Linked DNA regions of Mus musculus: region 1 is linked to region 2. A link is a loop called in an ENCODE intact Hi-C map of the cell type or tissue named here. Cell type or tissue: heart. All regions are shown on one strand.

Region 1 (8,000 bases), 1.4 Mb before region 2:
AGTGGTTAAGAGCACTGACTGTTCTTCCAGAGGTCCTGAGTTCAAATTCTCAGCAACCACATGGTGGCTCACAGCCATCTGTAATGAGGTCTGATGTCCTCTTCTGGTGTGTCTGAGACAGCTACAATGTACTCATATACATAAAATAAATAAATCTTTAAAAAATGACTTGAATGTATACTGGCAGTTAAGGACAATTTGAATTATTTAATTCTAATTTTAGTAAAATTCTTTGAGACAGACTTTCATTATGTAACCTCAGCTGGCCAGGAACTTACTATGGAGACCAGGCTGGTCTTGAATTCACAAGAGATCTGACTGCCTCTGAGTCTCAAGTGCTGGGATTAAAATGTCCAACCCCTACCCTCTGTGTGTGTGTGTTAACACAGTATTTGTGGTGTGTGCTTATGTGGGTGGTAGATACATATATGTATGTGTTCATGAGGGTGGTAGATATGTGTGAGCATGTATGAACACAGAAGTCAACAGCTCTCTTCCTCTACTGCTCTCCACTGTACTTTTGGAGACATGGTTTCTCATCGAACTTGGAGCTTGCTATTTCACCTAGCCTGGCTGGCTAGTGAGCGCCCATGAGCCACTGTCTCTGCCTCTGTCACTGTCATCTGCTCTGGGTGACAAATAGATGTCTGCCACTGTGCATAGATTGCTTAGGGATCAGAACGCAGGCTCTCATGTGCATGGTAAGCACTTTACCCACAAGGACACCTTCCCCATTTCTCCACATTTTTCTTTTGATTTTGAGGCAGGTCTCACATTAGCCTAAGCTGGTTTTGAACTCCCGATATAGCCAAGGATGATCCTGAATGTCTGGTGCTCTTGCTTGACCCCTTCAGTGTTGGGGTTATAGGTGTGCACCATTGTGACCAGCTTACGTGGTGTTGAGGACCAAAGCCAGGGCTTCTTGCATGCAAGGCAAGCACTTCACCAACTGAGCTACTTCACCAACTGAGCTACAGTCCCAGCTCCGAATCGAGCTTTCTTAGTTCCAGGTCTGCATTTTAGTCTAACGCATGTTGCTAGAGCAGTATATCATAGACTGGGTCATTTGTAAAGAAAACAGTATTTATTTCTCAAGGTGTAGGAGGCTGGAAGTTCAATATTAAGGCACCAGCATCTAGCAAGGGCAGTGTCGTTCCACAGAGGAAGGCAGAAGGTGAACAAGAACACCTGCACACGAGGCAGAGACAGACGAGGGCTGAACGGCTTTCACTGCAAACCTGCGGTAGCAGATTCACTCCTGCAGCACTGAATGCTGATGCATGCTGATGATGACGAGGATGAGGAGGATGATGATGATGATGATGACAGGATTTCTCTTTGTGACCCTGTAACTAAAACTTGTTCTGTAGACCAGGCTGCCCCCAAATGCAGAGATCCACTTGTCTCTGCCTCCCAAGTGCTAAAGTAAAAGGCCCACACCCCTACCCCTGCCTGCGGATCCACTCTTGATGTGATAATTTTCAGTGTCTAATCAAGTCTTAGAGATTCCCACTTTTCAACCCTGTTGTACTGAAACCAAGTTCCTGGCTCATGGACTTTGGAGGACACATTCAACACATAGCAAGGTCTGTATCTTTTCTTAAAGATCTTCTCTATACCATTTCATAGAGTAAACCAAGACAAAACCATGTGTGTTGAGGAGTGTCAATTGGTATTCTTAGGAAAGATTGTTCATTCTTTTTTTTTTTTTTTTTTTTTTTTTTGGTTTTTTCGAGACAGGGTTTCTCTGTGTAGCCATGGCTGTCCTGGAGCTCACTTTGTAGACCAGACTGGCCTCGAACTCAGAAATCCGCCTGCCTCTGCCTCCCGAGCGCTGGGATTAGTGTGTGTGTTAGCAAATGAAAAGCAAGGAAGGGAAGACATCATGGCCAGTTCCAGGAATTGTGTCAGAGTTGGTTGTAGAAGTTACACTTTGGTTCTTCCTCCCACTCTACGCTCCAAGAAACAAGACCCAGACTCTAAATCTATTTACAAATACCTTGCCATATAGTTCGGCTCTTCTCTGACTAGATCATAACTTATTATAATCCAGTTACTCTAGTCTACCTTCTGCCCCATGGCTGGTTACCTGTGCTCAGGTGCCATGCCTCTGTCTTGTCACATCTTCCCAGGCCAATCTCCTGCTCCTGGCTCTATCCCAGAATTCTTTCTCCCTCCCAGATGTCCCACCTTCTATTCTACCCTTTCCTATAGGCTGTAGGTTTTTGTAATTGACAGGTGATGCATCCATAGAACACACAAGATATTCTCTCCACAGTTCATCTACGTGTTTCTGTCCTCGTTCCCCCCCCCCCCCCCCGCAGGTGCAGGAGACCAGCACACACCATAATGATTATGGCTTCATCTTCCCTCTCTCCTTCCATGTCTACTCTCTGATTTTCAAAGTGTTTCTGAGTGTGAAGTAGTCTGGCCTCTTGTCAGCCAGAGAGCTAGGGAAAGGGAGAGTGTTGGCTTCAGAAAGGCATGTGACAGAAATACTAGCCTTTCATTATGTAGGAATATAAAAAAGATTTAAAATAAACCCTTCATTTAATTTGAATATTTTATTGGTAACGATGGTGCATGAGTTATATGACACTGGATACTGATGCCTTTTATAGGCATTTGAGAATTTTTATAGTTTATTGACATATGGGCCAGTTTCCCTCACTGAGTGGGGCTCAGAGCTTGCTCTCTGGGTGTCTCTCCTCTTTCACCTTCTTGATTTAACAGTCACATTGGCAGAATTATTAGTCAATTAAAAACATTTTAAAGAGACTTTGCCCAGCATTTCTGTGGAAAACCTGAAATATGGTATTTTTGTTTTAAATTTGGACAAACTAGAGACCAAAGTGACCTCTGTAATCAGGGTAAGCTGATAGTTGAAAATGTCTGAGAGTAGCACGAGGCACCCCATCTTCTGCTTGTCGAAAGCAACGGAAGCTCTGTGGAGAGATCTGGCCACCCAGGGATGAAGTGGAAGTGATTTTGTTCTGAGCACTGTTGAGTCTTCAAGCGTGAGCTAACTCATTCCCAGTCTGCACAGCACAATGGATTATGAAATGGGACTATTGGAAAGAATTGAAAACTTTTAGGGATGGGGAGATGGCTCAGTGGGTAAAGGCATTTGCTGCCAAGCCTTATGACCTTGGCTCAATCCTGGGCCCACCACAGGAAGGAGAGAACTGAGTCCTGGAAGTTGTGCTCCACAAGCACACCATAGCAATGTGAACACACACACACACACACACACACACACACACACACACTAAATAAATGCAAAAAATAACAATTCAGTTCCTAAATTGAGGGCTTAGCAATCAAATGACTACAGATATTAATGAGATACTTAGGGGCAACAGTTTTATCATTACCCTAGTTAGTTTCTATATTTCAAAATAAATTGCAAATTATTCATTTCATCAATGACATATAAACAAGAAGCAAAGAAAATAAATGATTGTTTGCCACATGAAAACATTTCTTATTTTTTCTACTGAATAATTATTAAGCATAAAAAAACCTAATTGAATCTCATTTCTACAAATCATTAAGGAGTTTTTGAGCCAAACAAGCCATGGCCTTTTTGCTGATGGGATTGTAAATATCACCAGTCTAGAAAAAAATTAGCCGATCATTTATTCTGCAGAGGGCATTACTGCATTTCTGTAAACACATCATGTCATTGTAGAGTTGGGAAATTGACCAGAGGCTGGGGAAAAAAAAATCTCACTTGGCCAGCAGAGGTCACTCTTTCTCCTTTATCGATCCCAGTAACCGGCTTCTGAGTGTTTAGTCAAAGGTGTTTTGAGCTTGAAGCTCAGCCAGAGGCTGTGGAAATAATACACATCATCAAGGCGAGCTCTGCTTTCTTACACACATGCACGCACACATGCACGCGCGCGCGCACACACACACACAGACAGACACAGAGTTTAAATGTTTTACTCTAGCTGGACAACTCACATACATATAATAAGAGCCACTCGGTTATGCATGTTAATGCATTTCTTTAATTAATCTGTTTCATCAACTATTACTCTAATGCTTACTGGTGCCAGCTCCAATTCTGCCCAGTTCTCTGACTTATGAACCAAAGCTTAGATTTCTATAAATACCTGCAGGTGACTGGCATGAACCTTTAGAGAGAGTTTCTGCAGAGGAACCAGGAACTAACTAGGACCAGGCTGTATTGAACCCTGGCCAAGCAGAGAGGCCAGTGCCAGGCACTGAGGGTTAAGCTGGAGAGGTACATACCCTACCCTGGCTTCTGTGTTTGGCTTTGTTATGGAAACAAAAGCATATGCTAGCAGTTCTTTCGAAGGTTGGGCCATAGAATGAATTTAGATGAATTATACATGAATATCCAAAGTATAGGCCAGTCATAAGTATCTATAGATGGTCACGACAGCTGAGTGATGGAACTGTCTAGTAGTGAGGTAAACCACTCAGCGTTTGTCTGGCCAAATCATTAAAAGTATTTCAGTAATTCATTTTTAATATCTTTCTTTATGGGGGACATAGTGGGCATTTTTAGGAAGTGCCTGGGAAAGTTGAGCTTTTGGTTTGCCAATGATTAGCTAAGATCTTTTCTAACTCTTCCATCCCATCTCCTCCTTCCCCCTTCCCTCCCTTCCTGTAGCACCCCCTTCCAGTCCTTTTCTGTCCCTCCCTTCGATTCCCCTCCCCCACTCTTTTTCTTTCCTGAAATACCAATTTCATACAGAATTTTAAAAACGTGGTGGAAATCTGAGATTCTCCGTGGCTGTTTTTCCTTTGGCCACCAGGTGGCGCCATCACAGTGCGCCGGGGTCTAGGCAACCCTTCCTAAAGAACGGAATGTGTCTCTTCCTTAGGTGGTGGGTAGCTTAATGACTAGGTCCGTAGCTCCCTGTAGTGCCTGCGAGGAGCTGCATCCAGGGGAGGAAGATCTATTGGGCTTCCTCACATCGCCCTCTGAAACCTTGGTTTCTCTGGTCTGTGGTTTTGTGCTGGGCCAGCTGCCATCTGCTTACCCAGAATGCCTTGCAAAAGTGTGCTGGAGCCAGCTGGTGTACTTGCTAGAGACTGGTTAAGTAGCCAGGAATTTTGTGAACTGATTGTTGGACCATTGGCAATTAGACATCAGCCTTGGTGGGCGTATTTGAGGCACTAAAAAATCACACGACTTCGTCCTGTTTGCTGATGTATGAGTACTCTTGCCTTTGTGACCCTCGGTTGTATCCAAAACCAACCAACCAATCAAACCATAGTCCCCTGTTGCCTGACGTTAAAAGTGTCAAATTAAAAAAAAAATGCAAATATTTGTAGGGAAGGAAAAAAATTCCTCCTTTTTCTTATCTTTCTTTAAAAGCTTTGAAGCAAAAGTTGTTTCTTTTTAAATGATCAAGTATAGATTTCTGCTCTTCTAGCTAGAGTTTAGTCAAAAGCTGAGGGGATTATTCCAGCTTTCAGCCTCAATCCGATTCCTCTCCTGAAATTAACGTTTGGCCTAGCTATTTTTCCTTCCTGTCTCCCCAGTTTTATTTAACATCCCTTTATCGCCCTCACACTGTGAAACTCTGGCCTCCTGAAGGTGTGTGTCCCCTGACATTGTCCCTGGCCTAGACACCAGTCTTTACCAGTCCTTTAGGACTCAGAAAGCCGTCCAGGTGTAGGTGCACCTAGGCCGCATGCGCTCATGGAGTGCTTGTCAGGAACGATTGTCGTTTTCCGGTTCTCCACGGCGACATTGTTTTACTCCCTGATAGGCCGAGCCTGGACTCCACGGCACGGCTCCGACTGCTTCGGAGGCAAACTCAAGGGAGAAGACAGTCAGTACCCATTGCCTGGGTACTGAGCACTGTTCCTCCTCAGGCTGAGGAGGGCGCACCTAAGTTGGTGCCAGCATTGGAGGGAGGTTGTGGAAGCAGAGGCTTAGAGCTGCTGTGGGGAGAATCCTGTTGAGGACGCTATCACAGCTTCTGCTATAAAACCATTGTCTAGACGATGGTTCACTCCTGTTTGTTGACTGCCTCAGCGAGCCTCATCCCTTGGGCAGAACATTTCTTTTGCACAGATGTTGCATTAGCTGCTCAGGGTGCCATAAAGAGACTTTGCACACTGGGAGGCTTAAGTGACTGGCATTTATATTCTCTCTGTGGAGGCGAGAAGCCCCACAAACTTAATTTATGGTGAGGGCTCTCTTCCCAGCTTCTAGATAGCCTTTTTTCCCCCCTGTATGGCCATGGAAGGGTCTTTCTCCATGGAGTGTCTATTAACTCTTCCTACAAGGACACACTACTAACGGGTTAGGGCCCTAGGACTCCATGAACCTTTAATACCTCCCTAAAGCCCGACATCCAAATAAGTCTAACTGGGGACTAGGGATGCAGTATACAAACTACTGTGGGCCCACAATTAAGTCCATAGCAAATGGCAACTGATGGTTTTAAAAACATTTGGAGCAAGAAGAAATGCGAGGACATAGTCTCCTTTAATCACCGTCTCAGGTTTACCAGATGTATTTAGGAAACTCTTCTACCTGGTCCAATTGCTGCTAGTGTGGGGTAAAGTCATGATTTTTTTTTTCCTGCTTCCCCATGTCCCCATAAGGAGGACCGAGACCTCGTCCTCATTCTGATCCAAGCTTCAATTACCCTTCAGAATTTCCCCACTCACAATTAATGCTTACCCATTTGTAATTAAATAATAAATCTGTGTCATAATTTGAGGAGATTTCCGGTGGCCAACTGAAACAGCGATGGGATTCATAATTCCTTAAAGGCAGAGGCATGCTCTTTCTAAAAACTCTCATAAAATAGTGGATTTAAAAAGTTCTCTGTATTACCTCCTATTTTCTTCTTGCCAACTGATTTTTTTTTTCCTCTGATTCCCTTGTCTTCGTCTGGTTGAAGACACAAAATAGAGTGTAAGTCGAAGAGCATGCGTGTTTGTGAACTTTTTATTCCTCTCTAAGTGTTTTTCTTAAAAAAAAATGATTCCTATCTCTCTCTTGATGGGGAAGTTCTTGTGTTTCTTAGAAGCCTTTGTTCTGTACTTAGAGACCTGGGGAGGAGCAATGGGGGGGGGGGGTTCCGGGTAGGGGGTGGAAAATGTTGGTGACACTGGGAAAAGAAGTCTGAGCACATGCTAGTCTTCTGTGTACATTTGCATTTATCAGGAAACTTCTGGAAGCAAGATGCTTGCATGCAAAGACTCTGGCTGCCTGTGCTGAGAGTTTCAGGTTGGACTGTGAGATTGTGTGGGGTACTGTGTGGTTGTGTGGGGTACTGTGTGGTTGTGTGGGATACTGTGTGGTTGTGTGGGATACTGTGAGGTTGTGTGGGATACTGTGAGGTTGTGTGGGATACTGTGTGGTTGTGTGGGATACTGTGTGGTTGTGTGGGGGACTTTCTTTAAATCATTCCGCATACGTCCAATCTGCGTCTTCCCCACCCACCTCAGAGTGGCCCAGAGATCTTGGAGCTGTAGAAGTAGTGGGACTGGACTCAGCCCCATAGACGGTTCAGAGGTGTGCCTGTCTGTAAAAAGCACACTGGTATCTTCCCTAGTCTCCATGTGGGTTAGGCCTTGGGACCAAGTGGCTGGGTATCTGGACTTGGGACAGGAGCCTTGGTCTGGGAGTGGGGCTGAGCATCTTTCCTCCCAACGGATTACTGAATCTCAAGCCTTCAGGGCTGGAGACCCCCTGAAGTCCAGCAAAACAAGCTTTTCCATTCAGATGAACTCGCTGAGGCCTCAGGGGGGGTCCCACCCTCTTTCTGGGCTTGTCAGAGGCACTTAAGAAATACATGTTGACTTGACATGACCCACTGTGAAATAGGCATGACAAAACTCCCCACATGGCAGCTGGATTAGGCTCCCAGCAGCTGGGAATGATTCTCCCTCTGTTGCTGTAAGCCTCAACGGCAGGGCACAGCAGAAAGGCATTGTGGGATGCACGTCCAGGCTCTGGATGGTACAAGCCACACAGAGATTGAAAGCCTCCTTTTTACAAG
Region 2 (8,000 bases):
TTGGGTACTTTCTCTAGCTCCTTCATTGGCTAATTTTTTTATGCTCTTCGGTTGATAGCACTAATTATCAATGTGCTAGTTTCCATGGACTACTTGCAAGCTGGAGCTCTCAAAAAGTCATTGTCCACATGGGTGAGTATCTTGTATCACATTCACAGGAAAATTAAACCTTTCTCTAATGTATTTCTCTATTCCCTGTCTCTTTAAGTGATCCACCAGTCCAAAGGCTGACTCATTTTAATGGGAAAATTTGTTTGTTTTTCTCTGGCTGGACTTGAAATAAGAACTTGCATTGCAATTTTATTTTGGGTGGTGAAATATTTTATCAGATTCACATAAATACATCAGCATAATTCCATTCTGTAGTCTACTTATAGTTCTATACACTGCTTACAAAGCACATTCTTGGCAGAAGAGGATTTTAATTTTTGAATAGGTGGCACTAAAAATTGAATCCTCAGTTCTTGGACCTTATGCAAATGATCATGGGGATATAATTTTACAGAAACTTCTGGTCTTGTAGCTTTCACACATTGTTTTTCCTTTGCCAGCCAGACTGAGAAACAGAATATGAGACTTTTCTGGCTTCCTGCTTTGGTACCAATAGAGTTGCTGTATAGTCAATTCTATGATTACAAGGCAGGGCAGTGGTTAAAAACTGTGTAAAAATCTGTGCATTATTAAATATTTTCCACTAAAGCCACACCTATACTTGCTCAAATTAATTCCTTAGTTCAATGCAAAGGAGTTGGTATTTCGGTGATGGCTGAGAACTTGCTGCTAGAAAAGGTTCTAAATGTTGCAGCTCAAAGCTCATTAACCGTAAATTCATCAATAAATGAAACCTTCAAAGTAAGTCCATGTAGGTAACTATCATTTCAGAGGCCAGAGCAACTGGAGAAGCACAGTCAGGATAGGGGCAATACAAGGGATATACTCTTAAGGAGAGGATTTTAAAAATAACTGAGACTCTGAATAAAAGAAATTCTGTTTTCTTTGTATGCCCCAGTACAGGGGAACGCCAGGGCCAAAAAGGGGGAGTGGGTGGGTAGGGGAGTGGGGGTGGGTGGGTATGGGGGACTTTTGGTATAGCATTGGAAATGTAAATGAGCTAAATACCTAATAAAAAAAAAGAAATTCTGTTTTCAAATACCATGATCCAACAACACTAAACAATGTCAATGGATAAACTATCTCTTTTCTCTAAAAACTTTCACTGGTTTTATTTCCAAATGATTGCAACAGTAGGTATTAGATTTTAGTAATGTTTATGTGTGTGTCAACTTAGCAAAGTTTTTATGCTATTCCTTTCATTTTGTATTCTTTTGCACATAGAAATTTTACCCCAAGAATGCTCAGCAATACAGAGACAGAGACATAGCAATACATAGATGTCTGTACCTTTATACCCATTTGCCCTCACCAACCCCATTCCCAATCATTGCAAGGGCTCTGTCTTTCTAATGCCTCTGGCCAAAATCCTTGGTGCCTTTGACTCCACGGTCTTTCAATACTCCACAATGACTGCACTGGATATTGTTGGTCTTAAATGCTAAAGATACTTAGAATCCAACCTACCCTGGCCCACCCCTCCGCAGCCCTACATCATGTTACATCATCTCACCTAGACCACTCTGATGGAATCTACTCCACATTGTACAAACCAGGCCTTGTAGTTAGCAGCCCGAATCATCTTTGAAACACATCCATTGTCCTACTCTTCTCCAGGAGGAACTATTGGCTACTGATAGATGCTGGGAGTCGCTGTCTTCAGGGCATACCCATTGGTGAACCCACCAGCCTTCACTGCATATCCATACCCTCAAAGATGACCATGGTAAACCTCAGTTGCTCACCAAACAAAACAAAAAGGCATCAAAGTGGGAATGAGACCTGTGGGGAAGAGGTAGGGTTGAAAATGGTGTCGGTGAGGTAAAAGGATGAGGGTAAGCAGAACTCACTCTATACATGGATGAAATTGTCAAAGAACAATGTTATCAGTTTAAAAAGACAAGAAGGCCATATGTTGGTGTATGCTCCTTATCTGTTTGAAACTTTCTAGTGGCTGTCTACTTTTCTTTAAAATGGTGGTCCTCACAGTTCACAGGCAGGGTGTCCTGGATCCTCCTACAGTTTTACTTAATTAATGAAAGGTAAACAAATTAGAGGGGAAAATGGAACTTAAAATGTGTATGTCAGTAATACTGTTTCAAAGAACCCATCCTCAGATGTAATCACAAATGGAATCTCAAATTTACACACATTCCTCCTATGTTGTTTATAACATCCACAGTAACTGACATGGAGGCAATGTTGCATAACACAACCTGCCTCCATCCAGTGACATGAGATGACAGGACCATGCCATGCCCATGCCTGGTGGCTTGGGATATGAACTCAGGACCTCTTGATTTCATAGCAAGTTCTCTTATGCACTGAGCCTTCACTCCAATCCCTAGATATCGTATTTCTTAAATCTCTAATGATATGAGATAATATTTGTGAAAATGATAACTGAAAAATAATTCAATCATGCAAGATAATCTAATCTTTAAAATATATGCAAATACATACACATACTCTCTCTCTCTCATGCACAGGTGCACACACACACACACATACACACACACACACGTATATAAAAACAAATGTCAAAAAGAAAAAAAAACTCCAAAGAAAAATGAAGTTTACTGCAGAACAGTCCATTTGCTAAATGTCTGTTATCTTAATTTTACTTTCTTATTTTCTATATTTCTTCTATTGTGTATTTGTTTCAATACAAGATAGTTGAAAAGGTTTTTATCTTCAGACTGCTAATGAAATGAATATACAGTTAAGTTCACATGAAAATTGTCATAGCGAAGTGTGGTGGCACATGACCGGAGCCCTAGGTGAGGCAATAGGATTGCAAGCCTGCGGCCTACTTAAACAATTATATATACTACCACAGTGTATAATATGACCGTTACACATTTCCAATATTTCCCCACCAATGAGAGTTTATAATTTCCCTCACATTAAGTCCCAAGTTTATAAGAACCCATTTACCTTAAAACTTATCCATTTATTCATTTATCTATGTAATGTGTGTATGTTTTGCCCCTCTGGGTTTAGGTGTATCATGTGTAAGCAGGAGCCCTCAGATGTGAGAATGGAGAGTCAGAAACTCTGGAACTGGAGTTACAGGCAGTTGTGGGTCACCATGTAAGTGCTGGGAGCTAAACCTCTGAAAGGGTGCTGATGCTCTTAACCACTGAGACATGTCTCAAACCCCCAAATCCATCTATAGTAAGAGTATAGATGGCTTTGTATATTTTAACAAATATATATATATATATATATATATATATATATATATATATTATAGCAAATTCATAAATTTATTATATTATTTTATAATTATATCTGTCTATTATAATACATCTATAATATATAATTATACATGTATAATTATACTTGCACATATATTATATATTATATAAATCCGAAAACACTGAATGGTTCTACCTCTGGACCAAACTGAAAGGACCAACGTGTCTTCCTAGAATTCCCACTCAACTCAAGGAAAATGTGATTATGAATTGAGGTAAATCAGGCAGGATGACATAACCCAGAAGCTTCAAGGTCACAAATGCCTCTCATTTCCACCTTTCAGGGGATTTTAAAGGGGGTAGCCGTGTACACGGAGCGAGGCTGTGCAGAGAGGCTCTGCTGAACTGCTCGATGAAAAGGCAAAGGAGAAGCACATTATTGCACTTGAACTATGATGTCATGTGGAATGCATTCTGCCAGCCTGGAGGAGCAGGAAAGTCAGCAAGCAGAGCCGGGTGCTCCTCATCTGCATGCACACACATGTCCTGACTCTTTATATCCTCACCATGGGAGGATACAGAGGGAGGGGAAAAAAAGAGAGAGATACAGGAGTTAAGAAATATTGCCAAAACATGTAACTGTTAAATTGCAGAGCTGGCTTTCAAACTCAGGCATTGAATGCTATGGTCCCTTCCTTCTTAATCTCACTCCCTGGGCACAAAAGAAAGAGGAACTCCCCAGATACTACAAAATGCATTCCTTGTAGTCTGAGGGATTTTTTAAGTGGGGGAGGAGTTACATTCTGTTTTAGAAAGCTTTGATGGTATGCATGTGATGCATGAGTGCATGTGTTTGTGTGTATGTGTGTGTGCATGTGTTTGTGTGTGTGTTTGTGTGTGTATATGTGTGTGCCTGTGTTTGTGTGTTCATGTGTTTCTGTGTGTATATGTGTGCTCATGTGTTTGTGTGTGTTTATGTGTTGTATATGTGTGTGTATCTGTGTGTTTATGTGTGTGTGTGTGTGTGTGTGTGTGTGTGTGTGTGTGTGTGTGTGTGAAGTAGGAGATTTGCTAACGCAATCATTCTTCCATCCTTCTGTTGCAGTAAGGCTGAAGTGCCTTCCTCCTGACAGGAATAAGGCCGCAAATGAAACAAGGAAGCACGATTGTTCTCTTCTGTGAGCCGCTTGAAGGGCAGACGATCCTTGGTCCATCCATTACCACATAAATAATTAAATACCCAGAGCCTGCAGCCAGCCCAGGTTGGGCACTGGGTGAAGCAATTCACATTAAATATTGGGAGAACAACACACTTGGTCAGTCATTAGCTCCTCCTAGTGGCTTCTTTGGCCCTTGGTCAGGAGGCAGCTAAGGTATTGGCTGTCTTAGAGGAAACCCAGTTACTTGCGCATCTCTAAGCCAGGGGACCTGGTCACACCATGGAAAAGACCACACCCATGAGCATCAGAGCTGATTTCCCAGAGCCACAACGGAGCGCTGAGCCTTCTACTCCGGTGGCATGTATAAGTCTGTCAACCCAGATGCCTAAGAAAGGAAAGCCCAACCACAATCACGTTCTCTGCTGGAGATAATTAGAACTTCAAGTGGTGGAACAAAACAAGTAATACATGGTGACCTACAGGTGCCTTTCAGTTATACTGTGCTCCGCTCCTGCCTTGTGGAAGAGAAAGCAAGTGTCACAGGAAAGTTTAATCACATCAAATACAGAAACCAGGCCAGAGCTCTGTGGGGGTGGGGTCAGGAGGAAGCAGGGAGGAGGTAAGAGAGACTGGCTACTTCTGAGTTCTCCATTCAACCCCCCCTACTCATCTCTTCTATGGAAATGACTCCCCTTTGAGAATCAGCAGGTCCCACGCCACACCATCCATATGGGCCATAGATTTGGCAAGGTTCAGTATTCAGGTCTCCAAAGACATCTTGGCAACTCAGAGGGAGGTGAGATGCTCTGAGTCCCACAGAGAGAATAAGCTTCATTATCAAACTAGAAAGGATACCCTTGGGCAATCCTAAACTAGAATTGCCTGTCTCCAGGTAACTAGGACAGTGGCAGATCAGCAAATAAATCCAAAGGGCAATGCAAGTCAAACACTTAGGGAGAGCTCTATGTTCTTTCTGGATCCAAGGCCACTCTCAGCCGCCTAGGCTGACTTGATAGGTCTCAATCTTGCCAGTCCATGTGCGATCACAGTTAGCTCTCCATCGATTTTATTAATGATGCCACTGGACATTAAAATTCCACCTCTTCCTTACAGTGGAAATGACATAATTCAGATGGAAAGGTTTTTTTCAAAAGGCTATACAGTTATGTACTCAGCAATGCTTAGGACACAAGTGTTCCCATCACACACACACATACACACAGAGAGAGAGAGAGAGAGAGAGAGAGAGAGAGAGAGAGAGAGAGAGAGAGAGAGAGAGAGAGAGAGAGAGAGAGTGCTTGGGTTGTTCACAAATGCTTTAAGCCCTTCAAAACTAGCAACCATTCAAGACCCATTTCACTGTGGAGATTGTCTAAGAAAAAAAAAAAACCTAGGGATGCTGGAATTAGTAATAAATCTAGGTTAAATCCTGGCTTTGCCCTTGAGCAGGGTTCCCATAAGCAAATCTGGCAACATCTGTTAGTTCCAGTGCAGAGGAGGGCCACTGTCACCCGATTTACAAATCTGCCTGTGGGAAGGGGATGCCGCTATGCATTAACTGCTTAACAGAGCCTGGTACCAAGTAAACCCCTTTGAATGCCCACTGCTGTGCCCCTTTCCTCTTGCTGGCAAATGACTCCTCCCGTGAATCTGGAGTGCAGGGAATGGGGAGGGTGTGGGTAGAGGTATGTGTGTGCTCGGAGAGAATGTGAATATTCTAGAATGTTCTTTTCCTTCCTACTACTGCTTTGGGATTGCCTGGTGAGATCAGCCCCCTCCTGCCTCCAGCAACCACATCTATGGCTATCTAAACATCCTTGGGTCTTACAGACAGATCAGTGTCCACAGAATGAGCCAGCCTGTCATACTCCTAGACAGTCTCCTCCATTTAGCTTGTGTGTGTGTGTGTTTTTTTAAACCGCTGACTCCTCCCTAGGTTCCAACAATGTGTCTTTACTCACATAGGCAATTATCCCAGAAATATTTATGATGAGCCGATCGCCCTGGGATATGAGGGTGAATAGGACATCCCCAGCTCTGCTTTCATAGGGAGCCTGTTCCTGAGGAGGAGACAGACAGAAGAAGAAAGCAGGCACACCAGGCTTTAATTATAACCTGTGACCCTTGAGCAACGGCTATGACAGGGCTCCAGGAGACAACAGAGGTGTCAGTATTGGGGGTGGCTCATCACACAGTGTGTGCTGATGAAATAAAAGGAAAGGAAGCATTAGGCCAAAGAAACAGAAATGTCAGCTAAGAAGATCCACAGTAATCCTCAATGGGACCCTTGTAAGGGGGGAGGGGTGTGAAGGGCACTCTGTCACTTTCTTCTCTAGAGTCTCCCTCACTCCCACAATGCTGAGCTCCTGACTAAAGGAAGAACTGAACCACAAAGACAGTCGTGCCTGGCTTCCTCCCGTGTGTGTCTCTAGCCCTTTATTTTGTATTGGTTTGTTTTAAATTTTTTTTCTGTATATGTCAAAGTCTCTTCATAAGCCATATCCCCACGTCTCTTACCTGCTCACACCCTCCCTCTCTCCCTGGAATCATCTGCTAGTGTCCCTGCATGGTTTCTGTTGTTTTACTGGTCTCAAAGCTGCTCCCATGAGCAGCCTGGGCAACAAGATCCCCAGACTGCCTCGGCATACTGGCATTCCATAGGGTCTTTACCCAGGGTGGACACTTCATAGTCTGCAGGGTACAAAATGCTTCCGCTGGCAGTACCTCACCTGAATATTTCACAGCAGTTAGCTGGGGCCACAGAGTCGCATGCTTCTGGTGGCTACCGGGTCAGCAGGGACAATTTCAGCATTTCCTCCTGACGGCTAACACTGAGGTCCCCCGCCCTCCACAGCTGATGTTCTTTCTAGAGGGCACCACAAGTTCTCTTGGCACGTTTTCCACCTCCCTCCTTCGCCCCCCCCCCACTCCTACTCACTCTCCCCAACCCCACGCAGATCCTGTGCTGATTGACTAACGTCACTGGCTTATATACCAGGGAATCAATCAGAAGATGCCTTCCCACGCAGAGCAAAGCTCTCGCCTCCCCTCCAACAGGCTGCTGCTGCCTCTGACATTTCTTGCATGCCCAGACTGAGCCTTCGGAAACCTCGCCCCCTCCTGTCACACTGGGCCAGCCAGCGGTTCTCGACCTGTGGGTCATGACCACCGGAAAACAAACAGGTATTTCTGATGGTCTTAAGAACTGAGACACCAGACACCATTCAGTAACAAAACTGCAGTTTTGAGGTAGCGATGAAAGTAAATTTATGGTTGAGGTGTTGTTCTAGGAGCTGGGCACTCACGGACCCAGCAGCGACTGCTTAGTCCCCACCATTGGTCAACACAGGCCCTGCTGATTCTCCTCTACACCCTCTGCTGAGAACAGACTTATTCCTGATGGCTCTTTCTCCCTTGTTTGAACAGCATCCAGTTAGGACAGGCTCCTTGAAGCCCTAGGTTCCAGCAGCTCACCCCTTGCAGCCTTCCGGATAAAGGATGTTGGCCCAGCTTCGCGGTCTTTGGTTCA

What was found. Hi-C counts contacts between places; a loop is a spot of excess contacts. Peaks named below come from ENCODE experiments on the same cell type or tissue, not always from the same donor. Only the 100,000 strongest peaks of a DNase experiment are listed, where the experiment ranks them.
Region 1: it touches region 2 in a loop (11-fold over the local background); 4 of 42 quality-filtered maps call a loop at or near these places.

What each region holds. Positions count from the first base shown.
Region 1 is chr1:75,648,960-75,656,959 of GRCm38, forward strand. No RefSeq gene overlaps it. Among named protein-coding and RNA genes, the nearest start is that of Slc4a3, 110 kb to the left of the region's middle. In heart, CTCF peaks have their summits at 3,744 (motif pointing right) and 4,788 (motif pointing right); a DNase peak (open chromatin) is centred at 5,022; H3K4me3 peaks cover 290 bases; H3K27me3 peaks cover 439 bases.
Region 2 is chr1:77,077,197-77,085,196 of GRCm38, forward strand. No RefSeq gene overlaps it. Among named protein-coding and RNA genes, the nearest start is that of Mir6352, 420 kb to the right of the region's middle. In heart, a CTCF peak has its summit at 4,655 (motif pointing left); a DNase peak (open chromatin) is centred at 4,675; H3K27ac peaks cover 613 bases.